2 separate regions of the Homo sapiens genome follow, and region 1 is linked to region 2. The links are chromatin contacts, found by Hi-C in ENCODE. All regions are on one chromosome and are shown on one strand. The core of a region is the stretch at or near the end of the contact, and the rest is flanking DNA. Distances in the headings are between cores, read along the strand shown.

Evidence for each region. Hi-C counts contacts between places; a loop is a spot of excess contacts on that map. Pooled maps may share reads with other maps.
Region 1: a map of naive thymus-derived CD4-positive, alpha-beta T cell shows a loop between it and region 2 (19-fold over the local background). The contact joins the enhancer-like site here to the promoter of RAB39B in region 2. A Hi-C loop is called at or near these places in 1 of 168 maps with a recorded cell type or tissue (naive thymus-derived CD4-positive, alpha-beta T cell), 3 of 37 single-sample maps with no recorded cell type and 9 of 50 pooled maps.

What each region holds. Positions count from the first base shown.
Region 1 is chrX:154,978,564-154,982,364 of GRCh38, reverse strand. All of the region lies in intron 6 of F8 (coagulation factor VIII), which reads left to right. Among named protein-coding and RNA genes, the nearest start is that of F8, 42 kb to the left of the region's middle. RefSeq lists enhancers at 1,256-1,305, 1,406-1,455. Within about 2 kb of position 1,369, at least 4 of the 41 ENCODE cell types and tissues checked have a DNase peak (open chromatin) inside an H3K27ac peak, as active enhancers do.
Region 2 is chrX:155,262,582-155,266,760 of GRCh38, reverse strand. It overlaps RAB39B (RAB39B, member RAS oncogene family), which reads left to right and starts at 2,270. Exons shown (of 2, transcript NM_171998.4): 1 at 2,270-2,687. The coding sequence starts at 2,473. RefSeq lists silencers at 2,223-2,272, 2,283-2,492.

The sequences.
Region 1 (3,801 bases), core at 120-2,619, 280 kb after region 2:
CGCCATTCTCCTGCCTCAGCCTCCCGAGTAGCTGGGACTACAGGCGCCCGCCACCTCGACTGGCTAATTTTTTGTATTTTTAGTAGAGACGGGGTTTCATTGTGTTAGCCAGGATGGTCTCGATCTCCTGACCTCGTGATCCACCCGCCTTGGCCTCCCAAAGTATATATATATATTTTTTGAGACGGAGTCTTGTTCTGTCACCCAGGCTGGAGTGCAGTGGCACAATCTGAGCTCACTGCAACTTCCCCCTCTTGGGTTCAAGCGATTCTCCTGCCCCAGCCTCCCAAGTAGCTGGGATTACAGGCATGTGCCACCACGCCCACCTAATTTTTGTAGTTTTAGTAGAGATGGGGTTTCACCATGTTTGCCAGGCCGGTCTTGAACTCCTGACCTCGTGATCTGCCCGCCTTGGCCTCCCAAAGTGCTGGGATTATAAGTGTGAGCCACTGCATCCGGCCATCTCCATATATTTTTTGCATTCATAACATACCTTTTTCTTAATTTTTTTGATATTTTTACCCTATGTGGTCCATCTGACAGTTTTTTCAAATTGTCATAAATTTCCAAAAAAATCTCACTATATTTATTGAAAAAAAACTGCATATAAGTGGACTCATGCAGTTCAAACCTGTATTGTTCAAGAGTCAACTGTGTGTTTTAAAGCAGATTTTAACATCAAGAAATGATAGAAAAATGATAAGAATTAAAAGAGATAAATATTCATATTAGAATTGCCCATCAGGAGCTTCTGAGTAGCTGAACGCATGGAGGTTCCTGGAGAGTGGCTGGCCCCATGCCCCTTCCCACATACCCTTCCTTATATATGCATCTCTTCCATCTGGCGTTTATAAGAAAAGGTGCTGACTGCTGAATTATAAGGACACTGTGGTCTACTAGATAAAGGTTGAGGAGAGGGGTTTGGGCTTCTATTGTCTTCTTTCCGGGCCTTCATCTCCTGCTTGTGATTAAGTAGTGCATGCTGAGTGGAGCAAAGTGGTGGAATAGGACTCTTCAGCAATAATCTCCTCACAGAAACATCAAGGTAACAACTCGATGCGTGAAATTACCTTCAGAAGAGTTAAGAAAACCTGAACCCATGAGCAAGACTGTGAAGCCCTTTTGGACTGCAAAGACGAGTAAAACCATAGTTGCACATAAAGGGGATTGGTTCTTTATGACTGAGACCCCACCCGCAAGCCACTGCAGTACCACAGGCGGAAAGTCACCATGGACCCACGGTTTTTACACCGGAAAACTCTCCCGTATGGCCTGAGTGCCCTCTGTGGATCTCCACTAATTAGTAGCAGAGCCAGCATGAGACTTGCGTCTAACCTGGGCTCAGGGCGCCCTCTCGTGCTAAAAGGAAATACAACAGCCAGTCCTTTCACTTTCTTTTTGATATGGTCTCTGTTGCCTAGGTTGGAGTGCAGTGGTGCGATCATAGATTACTGCAGTCTTGAACTCCTGGCTGGGCTCACACGGTCTTCCCACCTCAGCCTCCAGAGTGGGACTACAGGTGTGTGCCACTATGCCTGGCTAAATTTTCGGGTTTTGTGTGTGGGGTGGGGAAGATTGGGGTATTGCTATGTTGCTCAGGCTGGGTCTCGAACTCCTGACCTAAAGCAATCCTCCAGCCTCAGCCTCCTAAAGTGCTAGGTTACAAGTATGAGCCACCACACTCAGCCCCACTCAATTTCTAAACGAGCTCACTGAAATAGAGCAGTCACAAACAAACCCAGACTGTGAACATGAGAATAAATACCTAATTCTTCAATGTGTAGACAGGGATGCACATCTGCAAAGAATAAGAATAGCCTAAGAAAGACAGCCTCAACAAATGAACAAAAAATCGTGCCAGTGACTAATCCTAAAGACATGCAGGTGAATGATCTGGTAGACAAAGAATTCAAAATAGCTATTTTAAGAAAACTCAACAAACTTTTATAAAACACAGAGAAACAATTCAGAAGTTTATCAAAGAAATTTAACAGAGAAATTGAAGGAATAAAAAAAGTCAGAAATCCTGGAACTGAAAAGTATAATAAAAAATGACACATGCAATACAAGACATCAGCAACAGAATTGATCAGGCAGAAGAAAGGATCAGCAAGCTCAAAGACAGGTTATCCAAAAATACAATCAGGAGGGGCTTCAGGATGGTTGACTAGATGCATCTAGTGTTCATCCCTTCCATGGAGAGGAACCAAAGTAGCAAGTAGATAATTATACTTTGAATAGGTCATCTAAGAGAGAACACTGGAATTCAACAGAGCAGTGACAGGAAGCATTGAAAGCAAGGGAGGAGAGAGAAATAAGGCCTGTTTGCCTGGGATTGGCTGGGAGTCTGGAACAGCTTCCTAATGTGGGGAAAAGGTAAGAGACCCTTAGTGTTCCTCATTTTCACCAAGGACTCTTGCAATCCTAGCCACAGGAGAGCGCCTTATTCCTTGACAGCACAGAGACTAGCATAGGGAGTTGCCTAAAGACCGTGTGAAGGCATTGCAACAGAGAGCTCACGCTGGATTCTGCAATTCTCCCAAGCAGCTGCAGCACAGCACCATTTTGAGAACACAGCCCACACATCCTGCCCTGCTATGATGGCCGTGACTTAGGCAGGAGCCCTGAGCAGTGATCCTGCCCCACCCAGCAGAGGAGTGCCCATGCATTTTCACATATTCCAAGAACAAATTCCACTACCTACAACCACTGCTGCTGCAGGCTGCTGTGGGGCCAAAACACTAGTGAACCTTGTGCTCCCAAGCTACCTGCCTACAGCTACTCCCTGAGAAAGCAACCCCACCTTCACCAAGAGCAGGGCTATAGCACAGCTACTGCTGCACCCCAACCTGAGCATTTTGCTAGTGACCTCGGTATCACCCCACCCCTGCATAGCACAACCAGCACCTCACACACCACCAAGGAGCCTGAGGGCAGGTTCACGTAGCCCAGCTCTACCTGCCCCCAGTACCCAAGCATATCATCCAGGGGCCTAGGGATCACTTAGCCCTGTCCACCACTGGTGGCACCTGAGCACCTCCTGGGGTCTGAGGTCAGGCCCACTCAACCTGCCACTACTGCCACAGTTAGCACTCACTGCATGCACCACTTGAGGGTCTGGAGACTGGCCATGCGATCCATAGCAGCCACAACCAACGCCAGCACAGACCACTTGAGATTCAGGTTGTTTCATTGCTATGATTGCCATCAACCATGCCACTTTGCTGCCCAGGAACTTGAGAACCCACCCACCCATGTGATCCATCAATACCACTTCTGGCACCCAAGTAAACCACTTGGAGGCCCACAAATCAACCTGCCTGGACCTAAAACCAGTGCAATCATATGCCACCATGGTACACCAAAGACAAGCACACTCAGCCCACTGCTGCCACCATTGGGGCCTGAAGACAGGCCTACCTGGCATCCCACTTCTCAGAAAAACTTCACCACAGCCTCCACTAATAACCACACCCTAAGCCACTGAGAAAATCACAAATATCACTGATGCTGTTTAGAATCTTATACAGAGGCTACTACATTCACCGAGAATCAAAACCGAAGTGCTCTACCCAAGCAACACCACAGATACATCTTCAGGAAAAAGTTCTTTCCTACAAAAGCAAATTTTAAAAATTGGAAAAAGTGATTATTACACCAGATGTGCAGATATCAATGTAAGGACACAGGAAACATGAAAAATCAAGGAACTATGACACTCCAAAGGAGCACAATAATTCTGTAGCAAGAGATCCAAATAAAAAAAATTTAAGATGGGTACAAAAAAATAGAAAGAATGAA
Region 2 (4,179 bases), core at 1,021-3,520:
GCATATATAAAGAACTCTTATAACTCAATAATACAAAGACTAGTAATCCAGTTTAAAAATGGGCAAAAGATCTAAGTCAATATTTTTCCAAGGAAGATACACAAATGGCCAATAAGAATGTAAAAATATGCTTGAAGTCATCAGTCGTTAGGGAAATGCAAATCAAACTAGAATAAAGTACCACTTCACATCCATGTTAGAGAGAATGTGGAGAAATTGGAACCCCATAGGCTGCCAGTGGGATGTAATATGGTACAGCCACTGTGAAAAAGTCAGGCATTTCATCAAAGGGTTAAACATAGAGTTGCCACAGGACTGAGGAATTCCGTTCTTAGGTATAAATCCCAAAAAACTGAAAACAGATATTAAAAAAAAAAACCTGGCACATGAATATTCGATGGTAGGATTATTTAGAATAGCCAAAAGGTGGGAACAACCCAAATGTCCCTCAATGAATGAATGGATAAACAAGATATGGTCTATCCATATGATGGAATAGTATTCAGCCACAAAAAGGAATGAAGTACTGATACTTGCTACAGTGTGAATGAACCTTGAAAACATTATGCTAAGTGAAAGCAGCCAGTCACAAAAATGCACATATTATATGATTTCATGTATATGAAATGTTCAGAATAGGGAAATTTATAGAGACAGAAAGTACATTAATGGTTGCCAAAGGCTGGAGGAACATGGGATAGAGAGATGATAGCTAAAAGGTTCTGGGTTCCTTTTTTTAAAAAATATATATACATATTTTATTATACTTTTAGTTCTAGGGTACCTGTGCAGAACGTGCAGGTTTGTTACATATGTATACGTGTGCCATGTTGGTGTGCTGCACCCATTAACTCGTCATTTACATTTACATTAGGTAAATGTAATCCCTCCTAATGCTATCCCTCCCCCCTCCCCCCACCCCTCTGGGTTACTTTTTGAAGTGATAAAAATGTTATAAAATTAACTGTGGTGATAGTTGTATATATCTGTGAGTATATTAAAAACCTATGCTAAGAATTGTTCACTTTAAATGGGTGAATTGTACAGTATGTGAATTTTCATGTTAATGAAGCTGATTTTTTTTAAAGAGTAAGGCAACGATAAAAGATTACACATAGAAGGCCGGGCGCGGTGGCTCACGCCTGTAATCCCAGCACTTTGGGAGGCCGAGGCGGGCAGATCACAAGGTCAGGAGATCGAGACCATCCTGGCTAATACAGTGTAACCTTATCTCTACTAAAAATACAAAAAATTAGCCGGGCGTGGTGGCGGGCACCTGTAGTCCCACCTACTCGGGAGGCTGAGGCAGGAGAATGGCATGAACCCGGGAGGTAGAGGTTGCAGTGGGCCGAGATCGCGCCACTGCACTCCAGCCTGGGCGACAGAGAGAGACTCTGTCTCAAAAAAAAAATAAAATAAAATTACACATAAAAAATACAAAGGATATGAAGAGACAATTCCCAGAAGAGGAAATGAAATGGTCAATACACAAGACTTGGTATTGACCTCATCAGTAGTCAGAGAAATGTAAAAATAAAGCAATGAGACATATTTTTATTTAACTAAATTCTATTGAGAAGAATTAAGAAAGAATAAAACATACATATGATGCTTGAAATAATGCAGAGCGATGGTCTTTTCACACATTGCTGGGTAGAATTTAAACTGTTAAATAGTTTTGGAAAGTAGAATGCCCATGTCCGTTAAATTTAAAATACTTATACTCTTTGAATTCATGGCCCCTTTTTTAAGACTGTAGCTCACAGAAATAAAATACTTGTGGCTACACTTTAAAATAAGTTATGACAAAAGGGAAATTAGGTGGAAATGGAAAGATATTTATGTTGCTTTATTAATTGCAAAAAGCAATTATTAATTGAAAGTAAGGCCCCAGTTTAATTTTTGTAAAAACAAACAGCAATAAATGCATATAGGAATACAAACACATATAATATTTGTGTGTTTATGTGAGCATGGAAACACTTGTAGACTAATATATAATTATGTGCCTTCCCTTTTTTGTGCAGTTTTGTATTGCTTTGCTAGTTTCAATGAAAAGGTATGACATTGGCAGTTTGAACGACAGAGAACAGTTTTAATGAACAGAGGGTGGGTGGGGTAGTTAGAAAGGGAGGGATCGCGCTAATGTTGCAGCCATTTTGTGTGCGCTCCTCTTACAGATAGTGCGGCGGCCCAGGCGTCGCGTCTACGCGGGGGATTACAGTAACCCGGTTGTCAGTGATGAGTCAGAGTGCGTGGTGCTGATGCTGCTGCCATTTCATCACCTTTGCGAGCGCAGCATCCATCCCTCCGCTCTCCCGGCGCCTGGGCCTACCCAGCTTCGGGCTCCCAGGCCAGCGATGCGCTCGCGGCTGAGCTAGATCCTGCCGAGCCGCGCTCTCTGAGGCGTCGGCGGGGCGCCCCCTCCCGCCGTCCCCGGTCCGGGCCAAGGAGACCTGCAGAGCCGCGGCCATGGAGGCCATCTGGCTGTACCAGTTCCGGCTCATTGTCATCGGGGATTCCACAGTGGGCAAGTCCTGCCTGATCCGCCGCTTCACCGAGGGTCGCTTTGCCCAGGTTTCTGACCCCACCGTGGGGGTGGATTTTTTCTCCCGCTTGGTGGAGATCGAGCCAGGAAAACGCATCAAGCTCCAGATCTGGGATACCGCGGGTCAAGAGAGGTTCAGGTGGGAGCGCAGTCCGGGCCCGCAAGCAGTGGGAGGGTCTTCGGGGTTTGCACCGCCTCTGGGGAGAGAGGACTTCCTGGTTCTAGGTGCGGTCCAGGAGGGCAACACCAAGGGTCTTGAGGATTCTGCCGAAGCCCACCTTCGGCTAACCCGGAGTTTAGTGCAAGGAAAGAAGCGCCCTGGCAGGGAAGGCCGGTCAATAACACATATTGCTTGCACCACAACTCCACCAACCTGCCCTTTGGTGGCTAACAAACTAGCTGGAATTGATCTCTGTATCTGTAATTCATCAATCTCAGTCCCTATGTTACATACTTTCAAAAACGTTCCCAGGTCATCCTAACATAACTGACAGAGATTTAAATACATAAATACATGTGTATTATGTTTTATTTCCACATCTGTGTGTGTGCACATATATATGCTAACATATGTTCTAACATGAAATAGATACGATTGATTCCTTCTTGCAACCAGCACACATTCAGTGATCATCTACTATGTGCCAGACTCTGGGCTTGTTCCTGGGAAAACAGTGTGAGGAGACTCACACAAGGGGATGCCATGTAATCTAAACAGACAAAGCCCCTTCATTCTTGGAACTTCTGTGCTAACATAGTTGAGGGAAATAGATAATCAGCAATTACGAAAGTGTGTCTTGCTCATATTTGTATGCCCACTCCCTACTGTAACACTTGGCACAAAATGAACATGCTTAATTTCAATCAATGAATTCATTGAATAATCAATGAATATGTTTACTTTCACTCAGAACCCTTTGCTTTTCTATTGTAGCATGTATTATTTGTAATTATATGTATGAACACAGAGGAGGAAAGGTTAACTGGAGAAGATGAGACCGGATGAGTATGACTGCCTAAGCAAAGACAGGAAACGCCCAGGGATAGGAAACAGCATGAATAAAGACAGAAGTGAGAGGGAGCAGAGTGTACACAGAAAACTTTGCAGAGAACAATTTGAACTAAAGTAGAGCAGCAGGAACCAGATCAAGAAAACTCAATAGCCCAAGTTTATGATCATTTACTCATTTATCTATTGAAAACTAACTAAGCATAGAAGATACTGGTTGGGTAATTGAAGAGGGGTAAGGAGAAGAAATAATTACAAACTTAAGTTACCTCCAGCTCCCCACTTCCACAAACACCACTGTGGAAAATATCCTTGTACAGGTTCACTTTGAACTTGCGATTGCATTTCTCCTAAGCAAAGAAAGGTATCTTTTATGTGTTTGTTGGAATTTCTTTCTATATGAACAGCCTGTTCATATCCACTGCTTATTTATTTATTGGGCAATATGGACTTGTAAGAGTACTTTATAGATTAAGAATATTAACCCTTTCCTGTCATGTATGTTGTAAGATATATTCCTAGTTTATCATCTGTCTTTTCACATTATTTAAGATTTTTTAATGTAGGGAAGAATTTAAGGTTTATGTAGCCTTATGTCCATGCTTAGAAGGCCTTTGTCACT